Linked DNA regions of Homo sapiens: regions 2, 3 and 4 are each linked to region 1. Evidence: chromatin loops called from intact Hi-C (ENCODE). Cell type or tissue: endothelial cell of umbilical vein. All regions are shown on one strand. Region 1 overlaps CGNL1 (cingulin like 1). Region 2 overlaps CGNL1 (cingulin like 1). Region 3 overlaps CGNL1 (cingulin like 1). Region 4 overlaps CGNL1 (cingulin like 1).

The links. Hi-C counts contacts between places; a loop is a spot of excess contacts. Peaks named below come from ENCODE experiments on the same cell type or tissue, not always from the same donor. Only the 100,000 strongest peaks of a DNase experiment are listed, where the experiment ranks them.
Region 2: it touches region 1 in a loop (2.5-fold over the local background); 2 of 110 quality-filtered maps call a loop at or near these places.
Region 3: it touches region 1 in a loop (4-fold over the local background); 11 of 110 quality-filtered maps call a loop at or near these places.
Region 4: a loop joins it to region 1, with 2.1 times the contacts of the local background. A loop is called at or near these places in 11 of 110 quality-filtered maps.

Annotation. Positions count from the first base shown.
Region 1 is chr15:57,524,774-57,529,773 of GRCh38, forward strand. It overlaps CGNL1 (cingulin like 1), which reads left to right. Exons shown (of 19, transcript NM_032866.5): 13 at 3,881-4,042. Among named protein-coding and RNA genes, the nearest start is that of GCOM1, 65 kb to the right of the region's middle. RefSeq lists an enhancer at 2,517-3,100. In endothelial cell of umbilical vein, a CTCF peak has its summit at 2,907 (motif pointing left); DNase peaks (open chromatin) are centred at 998 and 2,888; H3K27ac peaks cover 784 bases.
Region 2 is chr15:57,390,645-57,395,644 of GRCh38, forward strand. All of the region lies in intron 1 of CGNL1 (cingulin like 1), which reads left to right. Among named protein-coding and RNA genes, the nearest start is that of CGNL1, 17 kb to the left of the region's middle. In endothelial cell of umbilical vein, no CTCF peak of the experiment used is centred here; DNase peaks (open chromatin) are centred at 2,607 and 4,847; H3K27ac peaks cover 2,303 bases.
Region 3 is chr15:57,459,933-57,464,932 of GRCh38, forward strand. CGNL1 (cingulin like 1) reads left to right here. Exons shown (of 19, transcript NM_032866.5): 8 at 1,748-1,960. Among named protein-coding and RNA genes, the nearest start is that of CGNL1, 86 kb to the left of the region's middle. In endothelial cell of umbilical vein, no CTCF peak of the experiment used is centred here; a DNase peak (open chromatin) is centred at 2,689.
Region 4 is chr15:57,474,625-57,479,624 of GRCh38, forward strand. The region is part of intron 8 of CGNL1 (cingulin like 1); the gene reads left to right. Among named protein-coding and RNA genes, the nearest start is that of CGNL1, 100 kb to the left of the region's middle. RefSeq lists an enhancer at 539-1,038. In endothelial cell of umbilical vein, no CTCF peak of the experiment used is centred here; a DNase peak (open chromatin) is centred at 2,197.

The DNA.
Region 1 (5,000 bases):
CTTCCTTTATCCCTTATTCAAAGTATCCTTTGCCCTGAAAGTCTTCTGTGAGGGACTTGGGGGTAGATTCGTGAGACAGCTTTGGTGCTTGACTCTTCATTCTTCACCTTCTGGATGGGTTCCGTGGGCAAATGGCATTCTGGAGCACAAAGGACCCACCGGCGGACTGTGAGGCTAAATGGACACAGCTTTAACCTGACCATTTTCTTGATGAATCTATAATTTTTTGCCTAAAATGTTTAGCTGCCATTTATGGAGCAGCCATGATGTGCCCAGCTGTGTCCAGATGATTTATTTATATGCTTTCATGTTTTAATTTAATCCTAGAATAGGGATTACAGTAACTGACTGTTTTTTGGCCATTGATTTTTGAAAATACAGACTTTTATTGGCATGAGGGTGGCGGACAAGAGTTTCACAACAACAATAATGGCGAGTAAAAGAAATCCTCAGGAATTTATGAGTATTGAAATGATTAAAACATTCGTTTTATATTTAAGAATAATTGAGCAAAGAAACCCAAATGCTAGCTCCCTTCAGGCTTGGCCTCTCAAGAACTGAGAAAAAGAAAGGGGATGTTTTTGATTGTTTTAATGGAAAGCCGGAGGCTTCAAAATGTAAGCACAGCCTATGCTGATTTCTAGCTATACCTCTTGCCAACTGGGTCACCTTGAGCAACTTAACCCCAGTTTTCTGAGCATATGTTTCTACCTCTTTAAAAATATACCAAATATTAGTGACTTAATTAAATGAGTTAATATGTGAGACTGTGTAGCAGCGAGTCTGTACATCCCGGACACTTCATAAATATTAATTTCCTTTTCTTTAATTTTAGGGGCTTATTTTTCATGAACAGTGCCGAGAGCACCAAGATTCCACAGGAAAACATTTTTTTCTTTAAAAAACAAACTTTAATTTCTTTGATGATCAAAGAAAAGTCACCCATGAGTCAGTGCTGAAACTGTGTAAAAGAACAATAGATATTTATTGCAGGCTTCTAGAACACTCTTGAAAGGCCCCTGATAATGGATCCCCTTTGGCTCAGGGTTATGTGATACAGGACTCCAAGTAAGCAGTGAAATTAGCGCACTGACATCACAGTTCTCTTTGGTATTAAAAAAAAAAAAATCACATTCATTACTACAGCACAGAGGCAGAAGGATTCAGGTATCTGCCAGAACACCAACAAGCACCTGGTCTGATTTGACTTCAGAAGATCACAGTGTCACAATGACCCCTGAAAAGTACTTCCCGTTGCGTTTTATATAATGATTTTTATGATAGAATCCTTGGGTTGGAAAGAAACATAGAGATCCTCTAGTTAGATAAGGAAACTGAGGTCCAGAGAGACTAGTTAAGGCCAGATGGAGACCAGTATTGTTTATAAAAGAGCAGTCCTTCCAAAACAAAAAAAAAAAAGGATTCCTTGCAAGGAAAATAAAGATGGCCCTTCCTGGATTTTTCTCACTGATGCAGCCCTGTGAGACACTGTTTCCATGTGAGCAACAGACATGGACACCTCATCATTCTGCAGGGAAACTGCAGTGAGATACCACCCTTGACTAAGTTGGTAGAGTGATGGAGTTGTTTAAAACAAAAGTGAATTAACAAGCCAAGGTCTCTCTGGATCCTTAAAAAACTCAGGCTCAACTCTGTTCACTGCCCCTCTGCTTGTGTTTTGATTGAGCTGGTTGAAGATCTTGGTTAAAAAAAAACCCCAAAAGCTACAGGAGTCCGTTCTAAGTGCTGTAATAGTGGCTGCCTTTGCTTTGAGAGAAATAGGCATTTTTCACCCATTCTACCTCTGATAAGCATGATCTTTAGAGAATCGAGACTTAGTGATTACCATTGTTCAGTTTATTTTCTACATCTCTTTTAGCAAAGGGTGATTTTAACTACTTAAAGGTAGCACTAGGAAGTTCAAAAGTTGTTTGCTTGCTTATGATTCAGGATACATTGTTCACAGACACCATGCTAGTTAATCTCTTCTGCCGGCCCTCGTCAAGGACTCTGAGTATGATGGGGCCCTTACCGGGTGTTAGGAGGGACCTGCTGGGTGTGGAAGGTGGGGCTGTGCTGAGCAGTGGAGGAGGGCACGCTGGGCATTGGGAAGGGGGACAGGAAGGAAACGCAGGCTGCACATTTGCCTGTCATTCTTTCTGACCCTCACACTCATGTTCTTTCTGGGTATCATCTCATTTGATTCTCATAATAGCTTTAGAAGGCTGATTTTATAATTATCCCAATTTTGTGAATGAGGAAACTGAGTCATAGAGCGTTTTTGTTTTTTGTTTTTTTAACGCTCTGGAATATAGCACATCCTCTGTATCCAGAAAATGTCCCATCACTGTTTTCCATGGGGTGATTTTCATTCTGTGCTTTCATGTACTTTCTGTCATGGTAACCACTAAAACCAGATGTGGGTCTTCATCTGGAGATGTCATCTTCAAGGCTAGGCTGTTCTCTTAGAAATGCCCAGTGCTCCTGTCAGCCTCCCAGAGAAGAACACATTTCCTCAAGCTTTTCCACGGGTTCTCCAAAGCTGTCCTCAACTACTGGGGCTTTCCAACTCTTCTGTGCCAGACACTGCAGAAGGGTGGCATTCTGTAGCGGAGATGGCCATTCACTTTCATATACTCTGAAGGAAACAGACCCCCTGGTGTATTATTCTATTCATGAGACTAGCTCTACTCAATACTAGTACCAACTCCAAGAGGGTAGGACACTTAGAACAAAGCAGACAGCCTGCGGCTTCACCAGATCAGCCCACACAGATGTTTAAGGAAGACCTACTGTGCCCTGAGCTGGCTGGTCTCCCCAGGGAGCTTCTAGAGAAGTTCAAGACACTGACTGGCCCTTGTGAATCAAGCTGTTTTGTCTGTTGCGCTTTCTTCAAAGCTGTTAGTTGAGTGCCACCTTGTGGATGGAAAAAACAACAACATTATAAATTAAGCTAGCTAATCATGTTCTTCTACAAAGCAGTGGCTTTCCCTAATGTGCCTGTGTATGTTGTTAGGTTTTTTGCCAGTAGGTTGCTTTGCGGTCATTAATTCAGTTGTGTGTTCTTTTTCACTGAGTTGAAACCTCTTTTGAGGTGACAGTGATACAGGTAGACAATAAATTACCCCCTGGGAAACATGTATTTAGTTAAGGGGCTCTCGAGAGGTTTTAACATGACCTAGTAAAAACGACATTTTGCATTCAGCTGAGCACGGTGGCTCATGCCTGCAATCCCAATACTTTGGGAGACTGAGGCGGGCATCACCTGAGTTGAGAAGTTCGAGACCAGCCTGGCCACCATGGTGAAGCTCCATCTGTACTAAAAATACAAAAATTAGCTCAGTGTGGTGGCATGCACCTGTAATCCCAGCTACTTGGGAGGCTGAGGCAGGAGAATTGTTTGAACTCAGGAGATGGAGGCTGCAGTTAGCCAAGATCGCACCACTGCACACCAGCCTGGGCAACAAAGCAAGACTCCATCTCAAAAAAAAAAGACAAAAAAAAACTATATCTTGCAACCCAGGAATACACGCATCTGCACAAATATATGAATGTCTAGCACAAAAGATTTGCAAATCAATATTTGCTAATACTCTGCTATTTTTTTCTGTTCTATTTAATTAAAAAATGCTGGTCAATATCTACCAAATAGAATTTGTAACCTAATAGGTTGCTGCCTGTAGCTGGAAAACCTCCTCTTTTTACAAAAAGGAAAGTAAGGCCCAGAGGGAGGTAGGACTTGCTCAAGGTCTTCTGATCTCCCATATTGTGGGAGTCCAGCTGATCTTCCTTTTGGTGGGGTCAGCCTGTGCACTGTCTGTGGAGGTCTCTATGCTCTTGATGCACCCCAGAAAACCATCCCAGCTGTCTCTCCTCCTAGATGCGTCTGATGGAGGAAGAGTTACGGGACTACCAGAGAGCTCAGGATGAAGCACTCACAAAAAGGCAGCTTCTGGAGCAGACGCTGAAGGACCTGGAGTATGAGCTGGAAGCCAAGAGTCACCTCAAAGATGACCGCAGCAGGCTGGTCAAGCAGATGGAGGTCTGTGGGCCGTACAGTGTGAGCTGGGGGACCTGCAGAGAGCGAGGCTGGGCCACGAGAGAAGCAGCCTCTTTGCTCTCAGCTCAGCCTTTGGGAAGTCTTGGATTTTTATTCTCTCCCACAGCTGGGTGTAGTGAGGTTATTTCTTGATTGAAGGAAGGGGCCAGTCATTTATAGACTCAGGACATCAGAGCTAGAAGGAATGATGGATATAAATTAGTCTAACATTCTCATTGTCTTGAGAGGAAATGGAACAGATTCTCAGGGACATTAGGTGATTTTGCCTAAGGGCACAGATAGTTCCTTTTCTGTTTGTTCTTTGGGGCAGTGCTTCCAGCTAACTAGAAGGAACCAGACTGCTGCATGTCCAGAGAGGAGCCTCCTAGGAATCATCATTCTTCATTTGCCACACCACATTCTCCATTCTTGCTTCCTGTTTCTGGCCCATTTTCCCTTAGAGGTTATTGGGCTTTGCCAGAGCTCGCAGCACACTGTGGCTCAATTTACTGTGGTATACATAGTATGTACATAGTCCAAGACAGCATATCAGAAAGTGCTGAATGCACTCACCAGATGGGGGTGATCTAGTCACAAGCTGAAAACACCACATATTAGAAAAATGTAAATGAAGTAACAGAATCTAAGTGTGAACAGTTCACTGAGGTTGACAAGAAGAACCTTAGAATCACTCCATCTGAACTTTTAAAAAAGAATAATTCTTAGGAGCAAAACTAACCCCCAGAAACACACACACACACACACACACACACACACACACACACACACACACACACGCCCCAGTAGAATTTAGAGAGAGGGAGAGACACTGAAAAAATGGAATTGAGAGAGACACTAAAAAATAGTCTCAGTCTTTTCAGAGAAGTTAAAATTGTCAAAGTTTTGATAAAAGACAGTGCTCAAGGCCATGGAGAGATGGCTTAAATTCAAAATCAATGGA
Region 2 (5,000 bases), 130 kb before region 1:
CTGACTGGGTGAAAAATCATATGCATTTGGTGCAGGTACCAGCCCAGGCCTTGGCATTTCCTGTACATTCGCTGGCATGCGCTGCCTCTCGGCTGGCTGGACATTGATCATATCCTTTCACTGCGATGGGGCTCGTGGGAGTGCTGCCTATCTGTGGGAGGAGCAGAAGGATGGGCCTGATTTTCTTCGGGTTAGCCATCATGACCTGACAGGCTGCCAGCTGTGGTGGCAGGAGTGTGACAAGCTGAGAGGGCAAAGAGGACAAAGAAGGACCACAGTGTTGAAGGAGGCCAGGGGCTTGCCTCAGCCTAAGTCCCACCTGTAATAGTCAGTGACAGGTTAGCATCAGTGCCTGTGTGTACCATGTCCCAATCTTCATAAGGATCCTAGGCTGTAGCTTCCAGACCCTGCCTTTTACATCCAAAGAAACAGGCTTCAGGAGGTGAGGTGACTTGTCTTCAGCCAACCAGCTCAAAAATGGCAGATGAGAGCCAGGCCACCCTGTTCCCAGTCTAGGGTCTGTCTTTCCACACCCTGTGGTTGTCATAGTCTAGCAGAGTCCGGACTGGTGTTGTGTGTTATAGTATATTCTGGCCCTGTGATGACAGAGTCTGCTTTGGAAGAAGCCATGTGAGCCTCGTGCCCATAAGGGATGACATAGGCGAAGCAGAATGAGTGAAATACTGGCCAATGATAAGCAGCCTTGCTGTTACTGCTTTGCAATGGGCCATTTCTTTAGTGAAGAGCTGCTAGACTTTGAGGAAGAAAAGGCTCTAGCCACTTGTGAAAATGAACCAGGAATAGATGGGGACCAAAACCTTGTAAAGCCAAGGGTGTGAGGAGACAGACACTCTCACATGTGCTGAGTGTGGGATTATAAATTCACTGGGCTTCTATCTAGAGAGCAGTTTGGCAATGGGGCTGCTTTTACTTGCAAGTAAACAAAACTCAGTTGAAGGTGGTTTACATAAGAATAAAAACAGCAAAAAGTGGTTAAAAAGTGGTTTAAATAAGACATTTCAAAATGACATTTGTTACCTCATGTAAACAAGAAGTCCAAAGTCTGGGCTGTTGGGGGAGTTAGTTTGAAGACCCAGGCTTATTTCCTCTTTCCTCGCCTCAGTGTTTGATGTTTGCCTTCAAGCTTGTTTCCTCATGATCTCAGTGTGGCTGTTGCTGCTCCACCCATCGTATCCTTATTCCATATCCTTATTCAGAGTGATGTCCACAGGCAGGAAAAGAGGAAAGAACAGAAAAGATGCAAATCAGCATGTATTCTGAGATCCCATTTTTTTGTTCGCAAAAATAAACACCTTCACATTTTTCTTTCCCCCCCCTCACCTGACACCATCACAATAAAAGTCTTAATTTTTTCAGCACCATAAGATGGTGAAAAAAAAGTCTTAATTTTTGATTGTGAATATCAATTTCTGGAACCAAGAATTTTGGTTATTTCTGGGCCATGGGATGGTGCTGTGGTTTTGTTTTCCATTTCATGCCCTTCTTGGCTGTTTGAATTTTATAAATATCACTGCATGTATTACCTTTATAATACAAAAGAAAGTGATAGGTGTTTTCTTAGTAGGGGTGGGAGATATTAAAGAGAGGAAACCAAGGCCCTAACAGGGGCATTATCTGAGACATGATGTGATAGGATAGGAGTGCATTTAGCTGTGTGTGATCAGCCTAGAGGGAGGTTGGGGAAGGGGAAAAGTCCAGGAGTGAAATAAGGTCATTTTAAATCTCTTTTGGTACCTGGCACAGTGTCTTCTACCTAGTAGAGACAAAAACTCATTTGAAGTATGAATGAATGTTTAGGTCAAGACCTAACACAACTTTATGAGGGGCTGAAACCCAACCAAGCAGCTCAAGTCAGCAAGAAAGTACATTCTGCTGGAAATTTATCTTGCAAAGAAGTATGACTGTCATTTCCTACCTTTTCCTTGAGCTCCCAGAATCTAATTCATTGCTAAGGAAACAGTGTAAGTATGAGACCTTCTGTTCATCATCTGTCTCCTACTGAAGGCTATTGTCCCAGGATCTGGATAATAAAGCTGTATAAGGTTTTTACAACTGAGGGTAGAGCAAAGGCAAGAAACCACCATCTCATGTTAACTGTGTTAATAGTCTGTGGCTTGAATGGAGTCTAGATGTTTAAAGTCTACTAAGTGTAGAATGAACAGTCATTTTTTTTTAAAGGAAAAATAAAGTTCTTTGATACCCTGGACTAATACATAAAAAATTGTTATCTTAATGATGTGACACAGATAACAGTTGTGAGATAGGGATTTTCAACCTGATTGGCCAGTATTAGTAGAAGAGTGTGAATATGCCTGTTGGTGAGATGAAAGAATTATATGTAGTGGTATTTTCAAGTCTAATTCTCTTCCATATACAAAAATAAAATGGGTATTGAAGGCCTTTTTAATGGCAAGGGTGGAAGGAGGGGAGGTAGAGTACTACCCTTACATTGTGCCATAGTCTTAATTCCCTTGCTCCAGGGTTCTAAGTTTGATGCTCATAAATCAAAAGAAAGAATGTTGTAACTGACATTTCTATTGAGTTACTTTTAACTTTTGTACCCTTGGGTTTTAGCATTGAGGCCTTCTGCAATGGCCACCGGATACCCACTTTATTCAGACAATGATAATATCGTTGAGCTATGGTAAGATCATTTCCTTTGGAACAAAATGAAAAGCTTTCAGTGTTCACAATTGGAGGAAAATGTAAAAGCTTAGTAGGCCTCCTCTGCTGCAGGGTGAAGAGTTTGTGTTTGAACACCATCCACTTTGCTCCTCAAATGTGCAGTGGAATGATTCCAGTGTGCTTTTGAAATACAGAAAACAAGTGTACCTTTTCAGTGTGTGTGTGTATTTATGCATGTGTGTGTTTAATGGGTTCTTGGAAATACTTGGAAGAAAAGTAATATTTAACATCTTTTTTTGGGATCATTTTGGGATCCAAAGAATCTGAGATCATTGGTACGTTATGTTCCAGAGTAGCCCCGAGTTAAATTTCTTGAGAGAGAGAGAAAGTGCATGTGTTTGTGTGTGTGCATAAGTATTACTCTAAAGACCAAATGTCATGCTTACTTGACATGATCTTAGTATATATCCTTATCTGCTTCTCAGTCTATATTATATCTGCAGATTTTGTGACTAAGTGGTGTAATTTTACATGAATTCTGCATCTGCATCAGAAAGTATGATAACAATTAATGATACTAACACTTCTATGTCACTAAACAGTGCTTGATACTGTTCTAAGTACTTAACATGTATTAACTTTTTTTTTTTTTTTTTTTAAAGCCAAAGCCTTTTGTCACCCAGGCTGGAGTGCCATGGCACGATCATGGTTCACTGCAGCCTCAGCCTCCTAGGCTCAAGCCATCCTCCCATCTCAACCTCCCGAGTAGCTAGGACCACAGGCACGCACCACCAAACCAGGGTAATTTCTGTTTGTTTTTTTTTTTTTTTTTGAGATGGAGTTTCGCTCTTCTTGTCCAGGCTGGAGTACAAGCTCATGTTGCCCAGGCTGGAGTACAATGGCGTGATCTTGGCTCACGGCAACCTCCACCTCCCGGGTTCAAGCGATTCTCCTGCCTGAGTAGCTGGGATTATAGGCATGTGCCATCAAGCCCAGCTAATTTTTTGTATTTTTAGTAGAGATGGGGTTTCTCCATGTTGGTCAGGCTGCTCTCGAACTCCCGACTTCAGGTGATCCACCTGCCTCAGCCTCCCAAAGTGCTGGGATTACAGGCGTGAACCACCATGCCCGGCTTATTTGGTTTTTATAGTAACGCTATTGATTCCATTTTTACCAAGGAACTGAGATACAGAGAGATTTAGTAACTTGCCCAAGGTGACATAACTAGTAAATGGTGGGGGTAGGTTCAAAATCAGGCAGTTTGCTATTTCTTATTTAAAGCCACAATTCATGAGAATTGAGCCATTCTCAAATGTACAGGTTATTCTTGTAAATTGGAGACTATTGTATCAGTGTTACAAATGACCTATTGTAATCTCCCATCCAAGAACTAACCATTTCTGACCCTGCTTAGTGTCAATAGTCAGGTGCATTCAGGGTGGTGTGGCTGGAGATGATCTTATATGATCTGAGCCCCTTGCTTCATGAACAATATTTTCAGTTACTTTACACAGTAAGCACGTACTTAAACAATTATTTGGCTGGGCGCAGTGGCTCATGCCTGTAATCCCAGTACTTTGGGAGGCTGAGATGGGAGGCTCACTTGAGGTTAGGAGTTCGAGACCAGCCTGGCCAACATGGTGAAACCCTGTCTCTACTAAAAATACAAAAATTAGCTGTGCATGGTGGCATACGCCTGTAGTCCCAGCTACCTGGGGGTTGAAGCAGGAAAACTGCTTGAACCTGGGAGGCGGAGGTTGCGGTGAGCTGAGATCATGCCACTGCACTCCAGCCTGGATGACAGAGTGAGACTCCGTCTCAAATAAACAAACAAACAAAAACCCCACCAAACCAAAAAACCCAATTATTTTAATTATAAATCTGAACTGCATTAAAAGATAGTAAATTTAGCTAGTCAACTTGAATAACTTTTAACAGAGAGTTAGTTGTCTCTTCTGTTTCCTTAGGGAAGAAAGATGAGTTCCTTCAGTTCCCAAATGAGTCCTCAATTCAACATGAGTGATTTCACCAGAATAAAATCTTCTTACTTCTGCAAAAAGCAGCTAATGCTTTCGGAAGCTAAATAATCCCAATGTGTGACTCCTGCCAGTTTCTTTTCTTTGAAACCTCAGCAGCAGCATAACTAGTGATTCACCCTTCTTGAAATGAATGCTGTGATTCGCGTTATGCACAGATGGCTACTGAATGCCCAGGTCACAGCCTTTGCGTCTGGCCTTGACTCGTTAATAAGAACAGGAACTGGGCATGGTGTATTGCACAGTGATTAAGGGCTTAAAGCTAAGAGCAGTGCCTGGCCCCAAGTAAGACATGAGTAGAACTTTGCTGCTGCTATT
Region 3 (5,000 bases), 65 kb before region 1:
TTAGTGCAGGTTTGAACTCAGAGAAGGGTAAGAGGTAAAGGTTTAGGAGTCATTTACATAGAATTAATAGTTGGAAAAACAAAAATGAGCTTGCTAAAAGAGAATAAAGAATGCAAAGTTGCAATCTTGGAGATCATCATAGATTTTGGGAAGAGGGAGTGAAAAGCCAGAAAAGATTATCAAAGAAGAAACAGCCTGAGGGAAGAAAACAGGAGTCTGTGTTATCTTGGCACTACAAGAAAGAAGGGCATCTTAGAGAGACAGGAAGGGAGGATGAAAGAGGGGTAAAGAAAATTGACAACTGGGAAAAGGCCATCGGATATGAGTAAAGGTCACAATGACCTTGCAGGGGACTGTCTTGGTAGAGCAGGGACAAAAATCATATAGCAAGAGATTAAGGAGTGAATGGGCAGTTGTGAAGTAGAGGCAGTGAACAGAAATTATGCTTTCAGACATTTTGGTGGTGAAGTTTGGCAGGTAGCCAAGATTCAAGAGTATGGGTAGGAACAAAATGGCAGAAAGAAAAGACAACTGTATTAGTCCATTCTCACACTGATGTAAAGATACTACCTGAGACTGGGTAATTTATAAACAAAGGAGGTTTAATTGACTCACAGTTCCGCATGGCTGGGGAGGCCTCAGGAAACTTCATGGCAGAAGGGGAAGCAGGCACCTTCTTCACAAGGCAACAGGAGAGAGAGTGAGCAAAGTGGGGAAAGCCCCTTATAAAACCATCATATCTCATGAGAACTCACTATCACAAGAGCAACATGGGGAAAACTATCCACGTGATCCAATCATCTCCCACAGTGTCCCCCCCTTGACAAGTGGGAATTATGGGAATTATAACTCAAGATGAGATTTGGGTGAGGACATAGAGCCAAACCATGTCAATAACTGATGGAGTGAAGACTGGGAGCAGGCTGGCAGGGGACAGTGCGTTCTCTGTGGAGGGACTCTGGGTGGAAGAAGGCCTGGAGTGCAGAGAGGGGTTGAGGTGGAGAGGGAGCCAAGATGCCCACATCTCTCTGGCTGAGGGAAGAGCAAAGGTGTCTGTGAGGGCGAGTCCTGAGCTGGAAAACTGAGAAGGTCTGGGACAAAAATGCTGGAGGGAAAGGAATGCCGAGCCTTTGGCAGGACACACTGGGCTCAGGTAATGTGATTTATAGTGGAGCCTGTTGCCCCAGCTTTGTGACCTTCCTCATTAATACCTGGCAGTTAAGAAGGGGAAAATATGAATATTGTGCTCTGCTCAGATGGGCAAATGAGATAGAAGAAAAACAGGCAAAGTTGTCCTGAGTACGAGGAATGTGGATGAAGGGTTTGACCACACTCAGGGTCCCAGGGGATATGAAGCAAGGTAGGCAAGCTGGCGTGCCCCCGTGAAGCAACAGCACACACAGGGCAAGAGCAAGGGCAACAGATCACTGCACAGAAGTGAAATGAGATGGAAGATACAGACGTGTTCCCCAAAGCAGTGAAATTTACATTAGTTTCCCCTTTCTCCCTCAAATTCAATCAAATCTCCAAGAAGCAGAGGCAGAGGAATCCAAGGGAATGATGGCCTCTGAGAAATGCAGGGGGAGAGGAAGAAATGGTCTAAACAGGTGTGCGGGATGTGGAAGGAGAGAGTGGCAAGGCCAGGTGAGATGGCTGTGCACATGGGGACTGAACTGGAGGGGAGATACAGGGCCTCTCAACAAGATGTTTCATTGTCACCTTCTCCCTTCGTGTTTCCTCTCTCTAGGAGCTCTTACAGGCAAAACAGGATCTTCAAGATCTGCTGATTGCCAAAGAGGAGCAAGAAGACCTCTTGAGAAAGCGAGAGCGTGAACTCACCGCCCTGAAGGGAGCCCTGAAAGAAGAGGTTTCCAGCCATGATCAGGAGATGGACAAGCTGAAGGAGCAATATGATGCTGAGTTGCAGGCCCTGAGGGAGAGTGTGGAAGAAGCAACCAAGGTGAGGGATGGGGCAGGAGAATCTGGCTTGTGAACAGATGAAAGGGTAAGACCCTCTCTCCCACACCACTGCAAATCCCCTTCATTCCTTTTAATTAGAGAGTGAATCTCAATTCATCAGATCATGGACACAGAGCTTATTAACAAAGAATAAGCTCAATGGTCCTGCTATTGACCTTTTAAAGTCTATAAACTGAAACGTTGGTAGGGACATTGGTTAAATCCTGTTGCAGAGGGGGAGATGAAGAAGCTGCATATGAACACTTGAGGTTCTGCAGCCCCTTGCAGAGTGGAGGGATGTACTCTCCCAGGCGTTCCTAACGGTCAGAGGCCGAGGGCATTGTGTGACCAAGTTAATGGGCAGAAGTGCAGACGGGACCCAGATTCCTGGAATCCTTCATCCCCCACCCTAGTCTGTTCCTTTTGATTTTGTGTAGCCTTTTGTTGGACAATTCAGGTTCTTTTCTCAGCACAGTTACAAGAGGGTTAATTGGCTGAATTGCCGAAACCCTTCCAAGATAATTTTTCTCTTAATTGAATTCTTGGCTCCTACAAATAGATTCAAAATTATGCTGAAGTCTTTTGGGGCAGACGTCATACTGGCTGTTGAAGAAGAGAAAAACAGTATTTTGAAGGGGAAAATGGTTTGAAATGTCATGCCATCTTTAGGGAAAGAGGGGAATTACAGATTATAAAATTTTCAGAGACTCTGCAATATATAGGTTAAAAATGATGAAGAAAGAATTCTTGATATTGTTTATTCTGTGATGATTACAGTGACAGCTCAGAGTTAGTAGGCCCTCTCTCCCCTAAGCCCTATGGTGATTCACTGATTTTCAATTATGGCACAGTAATTGCAAATGACAAGAAATGAAAGATGGGTTTGTTTGTTATAACAATAAAAAGTCTGGGAAATAGACTGTTTGGGGTTATTACAACTTGGAGACCGTTTTTAAAAGCCTCTTGTTGATTTCCCTGTCTTATTTTTTTTTAGATTTGACTGAATTTGAGGGAGAAAAGCGAAACCGATTTAATTTTTATTGCTTTGAGGGGACATGCCTGTTATTTGCATCTCATTTCATTTCTGTGCACCAGCCTGGTATCCTTGTGATCTATCTTTATGTGCTATTGCTTCATCAGGTACATGCCAATAGGCTACTGAGTTAAAATTTTTCTCCTTTGGACCCATATCTTTATCACCCTTAAATCTTGCCTCAAAACTTGACTTAATGTGGTGTATTCTGGGTGGCTCCTTTAAGGGCAGTTGAGAATAGTGTTGGGGGATATGTTTGTAGTGATTTAAGTATAAGGAAAATCAAACTTGTGCCTCACATGGGGTGGGGGCTATTTATTGGAAGCTTCCAGGTTCTCTACTGTCAGAGATATGTAAGTGAGGAAAGGATACATGGTAGGTGAAAGGATATCTTTGTTGTATGGAATTGAGATCATCAGTAGAGACTTATGTTACTGCATTTTGTCCTGTTCAAATGTCTGCATTATATATTAACTCATAGTATTTTCATTATGCCATTTCAAGAGCGACAACTACATTGACCCATATCAGTCTGTAAAAACGAAACAGGCGAAGTAGTCAAGACGTGTATCACTGGCAGAGAATGGACAGTTTCCAGGCACCGGGAAGCTAACACAAAGGGGTTCGCCTTAGTACCCACTGGGGTGTGGGCCAGCAAGGGCTGTTTGTTCCAGGTTGTTTTCTATACTGCTGCCAGCAACTTTCCTTACAAAACCAAATCTGATCGTGTCAGCCTTTGCTTAAGTAACTTGCTTGACTCCCCATTGCCCCAGATTTAAGCTGAAAATTGTTAGCATGGTAGGGAAGAAGTCCCTTCTCTGCCTAACCCATCTCCAGAAAACTCTGTGTCTTTCAGACCTCTCACCTCTTCATACGTGTAGAGTGACTTGCTCCTGCTTTGCCATCTGAACAGGCTGTTGTCCTCCTGCAAGAATTCCCCCAAATGTCCTCTCTTTTATGAACATGCCCTAGATACCTATACTCCCTTTGGTGGAGTTAGTTGCACCTTCCTTCACCTTCCTTAGGGTTTCTGCGGAACCCTGGCCATTCTTCTACTGTAGTTTGTATCATACCCTATTATAATTTCTCATCTTGTCTGCTTCCTCCATTAGACTCTGCACTTCTTAGGCATAGGGGGCACTTTTGTCCTTTTTTTTTTTCCTGAGAGGGAGTGACAAACTCTAGTACCTCTGGGGCCAGACAGGGAGCATAAATGAGTAAAGCACTGAGTCTGTTATTGGGATGATAGGAGGGTATGGTGGGGACTGTGACAAGCTGGCTGGAGGGCATGTCCTTTGCTGGAGCGGTCAGTGGCTTCTCTGCTCCAGCTTAGAGTTGCCAGTGAGAGAATGCTGGGCCCATGTTGCTAGATCTTTCATTTTTTTCAAGAAGCCAGATATCTGGATGTTTCTGTGAGATCTCCCAACTTTTAAGCATATCTTCAAATTACAAAATAAATAAAGAAATAAATAAAATAACATAGACCAATACACCCCATATGCAAGTCAAGAGCCTGTGCTCTTAGCCTCTTGAGCTCAGCATGGTGCCTGGGACATAGTCACATCCGTGCGGTGTCTGGCAAGTGAAAGTTAGTTTAGGACAAATTTCCTTTCTGACTGGGTTTTCAGTCCCTGCCATGTAGTTCCTGTTGAATTTTTTCAGTGGTGATGTGGGAGGTCTTTTTGGGAACTCTAGTATTATTCTTTGAATTTCTGTGCCTTGCTTTTGAATTTCTCTGCGGTTTCTTTTCCTTTCCTTTCCTTTCCTTTCCTTTCCTTTCCTTTCCTTTCCTTTCCTTTCCTTTCCTTCTTTCTTTCTTTCTCTTTCCTTCTTTTTTTTTTTTGAGATGGAGTCTTGCTCTGTCACCCTGGTTGGAGTACAATGGCACAGTCTTGGCTCACTGCAGCCTACACCTCCCAGGTTCAAGCAGTTCTCCTGCCTCAGCCTCCCAAGTAGCTGGGATTACAGGCATGTGCCACCACGCCTGGCTAGTTTTTTTGTATTTTTA
Region 4 (5,000 bases), 50 kb before region 1:
AGAATTCTCCTAGTCTTTCTCTGTTTTTATTTCCTCTCTTGTAAAGGGATACTATTTGTGTTATAAAAAACATACATAATATATTGCTATACATGCATATGTGCTTGTGCACATATGGATTATTTCAAGAGGGAGATAACTAGTCAATAGTGGTTACTTCTGGGGATATGTAGGGGGATGGAGTAAGAGGAAAACTTTCAAAAAACAGTGTGTAAACCTTTCATATCTTTTGAATTTATTCCATGTACAGTGAAATAAGAGTATTGATCTGCACCTCTCCTAAGGCAGGTCAAGAAGAAGTCCTAAGTTTAGTGAAGTATTTTTAATTTTTTGTCACTGGGGGCCCCTGCCTCTGCCTTGACCTTGACCTTCACCTTCTGTCTGCTACCCAGGTCTGTGGCTTCCACATCCACAGCAGCTCAGTTCCATCCTCTGACCTCCTTTCTCACAGTTGCTGCCCTGGTTCAGGCCTCAGCAGCCATCTCCCTATTTCCCCAACTGTGTTGCCCCCTTCTGACCACACCACCTGCCGCAGGTTGGCCACCCTCACAAGTCCCTGGTGGCTTCCCTTCAGTTACAGAGTCCTGCCTGGTCTCCAAGGCCTGCACTCCACCACCTGGCTCCCACCTGCCTTTGCAACCCTGGCCCTCACTGTTGTCCCTGGTGAGCTTGGTGCCAGCCACACTAAAGGATTCCCTGTCACCTCCACAGAAGAGTGTGCCCTGTTACTCCGTATTAGCCACCTCTGGGACTTTGCTTTGCAATCCTGACCTGCAAGAAAGGACAGTCCCCACAACAGAGACATATCTGACCCAAAATGTCAATCATGTCACTCTGAGAAACTGGGATCTATGTATATACAAGTGTGGTGTGTGTGTGTGTGTGTGTGTGTGTGTGTGTGTGTGTGTGTGTTTTCTTTTCTTCTCTTTTTACATAAATGCCTGCTGTGCAACCCCAAGCCTAGTTAATGAGCAATAGATGGAGTGACTGAATACTTTTGACACACCACATCTCTGATCCCAAAGAATCTTCTTCTTGCAGTGGGGAAAATAATCCTCCCAGGGCTGTACGTATTCCAGCCTCAGACTGTCTTTTCTGACCTGCTGTCCTGTGCTCTCTCACTGGATTCTCTGCGTGTGCCCTAGTGGTCTCCCTGCTTGCTTTCTTCTTTCCCCCGGCTCATATTAGCCTGTCTGTCCCCAACATCCTTCACCAGCCCCCGAGCTATGGTCTCCGCCATTTAAAATCGTGCCATCCTTCATGGCTCAGGTCAGATGACATCTCCTTCTTGGGTCCACCCAGCAGCTGCTGTTCTTTCTCTTTGAAATCCCCAGGGTCTTTTGTCCCTCGGGTGGCATTTATTGTGTTTTGCTTTGCCTGTAGTTTTTGTTTGTTTACTCAACACATCAAGCATCATGCGAAATCTGGGGTGCAGAGATGGACAAGGTGGCCTCTGCTCTCAACTCTTCCCCAGCCTAGTAGAGACAGACAAGAAAGCTGACAGCCAGTTCGGTGTGGGGCATGAGAAGCTGGCATATGGCACGGAAAGCAGAAGTTCGGAAAAGGGTGACTTTGCTCCGTGTAGGCAGGCCAGGGCGGGTTCCTAAGAGGGAGTGAGGCTTGGGTGAGTCTTGGGGGCAGTGGGAATTAGCAAGGTGACTTATGGGTGGGCAAGGACATTCTAGACGCAGGGAACTTCTTGAACCAAAGTATGTCTTGTTCTCCTCTGAGACTTGAACACCTCTTTAGGGGTAACCATTTTCCTTATTCATTTTTATGCCTTTTATAGTTTTACCTTAGACAGCTAATAGTTTTGTTTGCATTCATGTATTTATTCATTCAACAAATATTCTTGAGTGCTTATTTACTTGAGGTACTGGATAGATGTAAATGGATTTAGGCAAATAGTTGGTGACAGAAGAATTCAGTAGAAACCATCAGAGTAGTAGGCGGCCTCTGAAGTGATTAGATGTGGTTTAGTGAGTTTTAGCTACAGAGTAAGTCATGTGTTCACGGTGACCACACGTTAGAATTCTGGAAATGTGGGCCAGAACAAGTCCAAGTTAGATGCAATGGAAAAATCCCTCTGTCCGAGTCATCTCTAGGGAACAGAACTTGTTTGAACCAGCATTATTAGTTTAGTTTCATGAAAGACAAAATAAAGGGCAAGGTGTTTGCTCCACAGGGTGACTGCAGCAGTTTTCACAGTAATGAATAAAGTAATGCTGTTTTGTCAGCAGTGAGTAGGAGTTGGGGACTGGGAGAAGCTTGTTCCATTCCTCAGGAAATTCCAAAGTCATGCACGGGCCTTATCCTTGGGGAACTTACAGATGAAGGAGAGAATATGGCCAAGCACACATATTTCTCCTTTTAACACTTCCCTTCTTTTTCTTTCTTTTTGTTTTATTTGTTAAATTTCTGCACATGTTTCTCAAGTGTGTGGTCTAGTGGGAAGGAATACTGGCAGTCTCTGGGTTTAGGGAAACATTGAGTCCCCTTACAGTTAGAAATAAAAGGCTGGACGTGCTTCAAAGACTTTTTGAAATAAGGCTGGGGACAAAGAAGTCAAGCAAATAAATGATAGAGTCCAGAGAAGGTGGCATTAGAGATAGATCTGAAAGCATTCAGGGAGACGTGGTGCAGGAGGATGGGAAAATCTTGTTTTTTCCATCCCTGAATTGTCCAAGAGCCCAAAGACATCTACTCTGCAAAGTGTTTGCTGGATGACAGTGCAACGAAGACTTAGATGCTAGCAAACTTCGTTGGAAAACACTGGGTTCTTCATGTATTTGGAGCAAGAACCAAGGCATTAGTAAACTTTGGAAAATAGGCAGTGAGGTTGTCCGATAGAGTCCATCTGGGGAAGTATTTTGAGCCAGTTGGGTTTATAACTATGACCCTAAACTTGAGTCCAGCATATGCCAAGTCCAAAGGAAAGGTATGTTCTTTGGACCCCTCATGCTCTCTGATTTACAGGGACCTCTTTCTGCCTGGTCAAGGCATTTCATGACTCTAAGCCTATGACTTTTTGTGAGAAGAAGCCTTCCATGGCTCCTTTGCTGCTTGGTTTTGGGGTTTTGGAGGCACCAGGATGCCAGGCTCCTACCCTGTGTGCAGTGCTTCCTTCTCCCCGTCCCATTGTGAACTGTTTCCCTTGCAGGTTCAACTCATTGCCACTTCCTGTAGCTGTCTTAGTGACCCTTCAGGCCAGAAGCAGATGCCTGTGCTGTGTACCATGCCCCTCCTGCTGCTGAACTGGAGAGAAAACGTGGCTGGCAGGTGGTGAACTCTCTGGCTGATTCAGGCCCAGTGGAGAAGGAGGGTTAATAATTTACTTTGCCCCTGTGTAGCCACTGGTGTTGACCTTGTCAAAACACTAGTAGAAATTAATTAGAGTCTGGCCTGTCATTTAACTAACAGGATAGTAAGGCCCCAAAATAACTTCTTGTTTTGAGGTTAATCCTGTCTCTGAGTTTACGGCTGACATTCCTGTACATCCGGCCCTGTTTGCATCCAGCAGCCAGGACCGTGGGCTCATGGTGTTCATGGGGCTCACAAAGAGGGCACACAAGGTCAGGGGCCTGTCTCTCCATGGGAGCCGCTCATTGTGGTAGGAGGACAAAGGCCACAGTGATCAAGATGCTCTGTAGGAGAGGCGGCAGAACAACATGTGGGCCTGGTAGATATTGCAGGTGAAGAGCCTCCCCATCCCCCAAGCTTCTTTCATTTTAAATTCACAGCTTTTGTTTCTTGAGAAGTTCCGAATCTTTTGCATCTGGTGCTGCGAGAAGGTTCACCTGGTTAAACATCCTCAAGTCAACAGCACAGCTCCTTCTGGAAGGCACTTTAACTGGATGGGATCCTCTCACTGTAGACATTGCTACCTCCCTTTCCTGAAATAAAGCCTGCTCCAGAGCAGTGATTGTCTTGTGGTGTGTTGTGGAAAGCTGTTAATAGCTTAAAAGGTCTCATTAGCTGCTAGATAGGCCTAGACTGTGAAAGGATACATGGTGACCCAAGGGTAGATTCTTTTTTTGAGAGTCTCGCACTGTCACCCAGGCTGTAGTGCAGTGGCATAATCATGGCTCGCTGCTGCCTCGACCTCCCAGGCTCAAGTCATCCTTCCAGCTCAGCCTACAGAGTAGCTGGGACTACAAGTGAGTGTCACTACCTCTGGCTACTTTTTGTATTTTTTTTAGAGATGGGGTTTTGCCGTGTTGCTCATGTTGGTATCGAACTCCTGGGCTCAAGTGGTTCTCCCACCTCTGCCTCCCAAAGTGCTGGGATAGCAGGTGTGAGCTACAGCTCCTGGCCCAGATTCTTACCTTATTAGGGAGTATCTAAATTAATCTGTTTATTGATCTCTTAAGTAGAATCTGATTAATTGTCCATCAATAGCTAGCTGCAAAGCACTGCAGAAGCCCACTTGCCACTCTCCTTCCCCCAGCTCTCCAGGAAGGTGCAAGGAGTTGTTTGAGATGGTTCTGACATCCAGCTTTTGGGTCCCTGGTTTATTGCCTTTTCCAGTACATTGGCTGGCACCTTTATCCAGCCAACAAATACACGCTCTGTAAACATGCATGTACTTTTGGAGAAGGCAGTTGGACCAAGGTGAGGGTGTGGAGGATGGGAGTGAAAAACAGAGTAAGCCAGAAAAAGGGGTCATGGGAAAGGAAGGGCAGGAGCTAGAGGGAAGAGGCCTGGGGACTGACTAGTGCCCAGCAATAGAAACAATCAGCATTAGAAATGGGCAAAGGGGCTGGGCATGGTGGCTCATGCCTATAATCCTAGCACTTTGGGAGGCCAAGGCGGGCAGATCTCCTGAGGTCAGGGGCTCAAGACCAGCCTGGCCAACACTGTGAAACCCTGTCTCTACTAAAAATACAAAAATTAGCTGGGCATGGTGGTGCATGCTTGTAATCCTAGCTAGTTGGGAGGCTGAGGCAGGAGAATCGCTTAAACGCAGTAGGTGGAGGTTGCAGTGAGCCGAGATTGTGCCA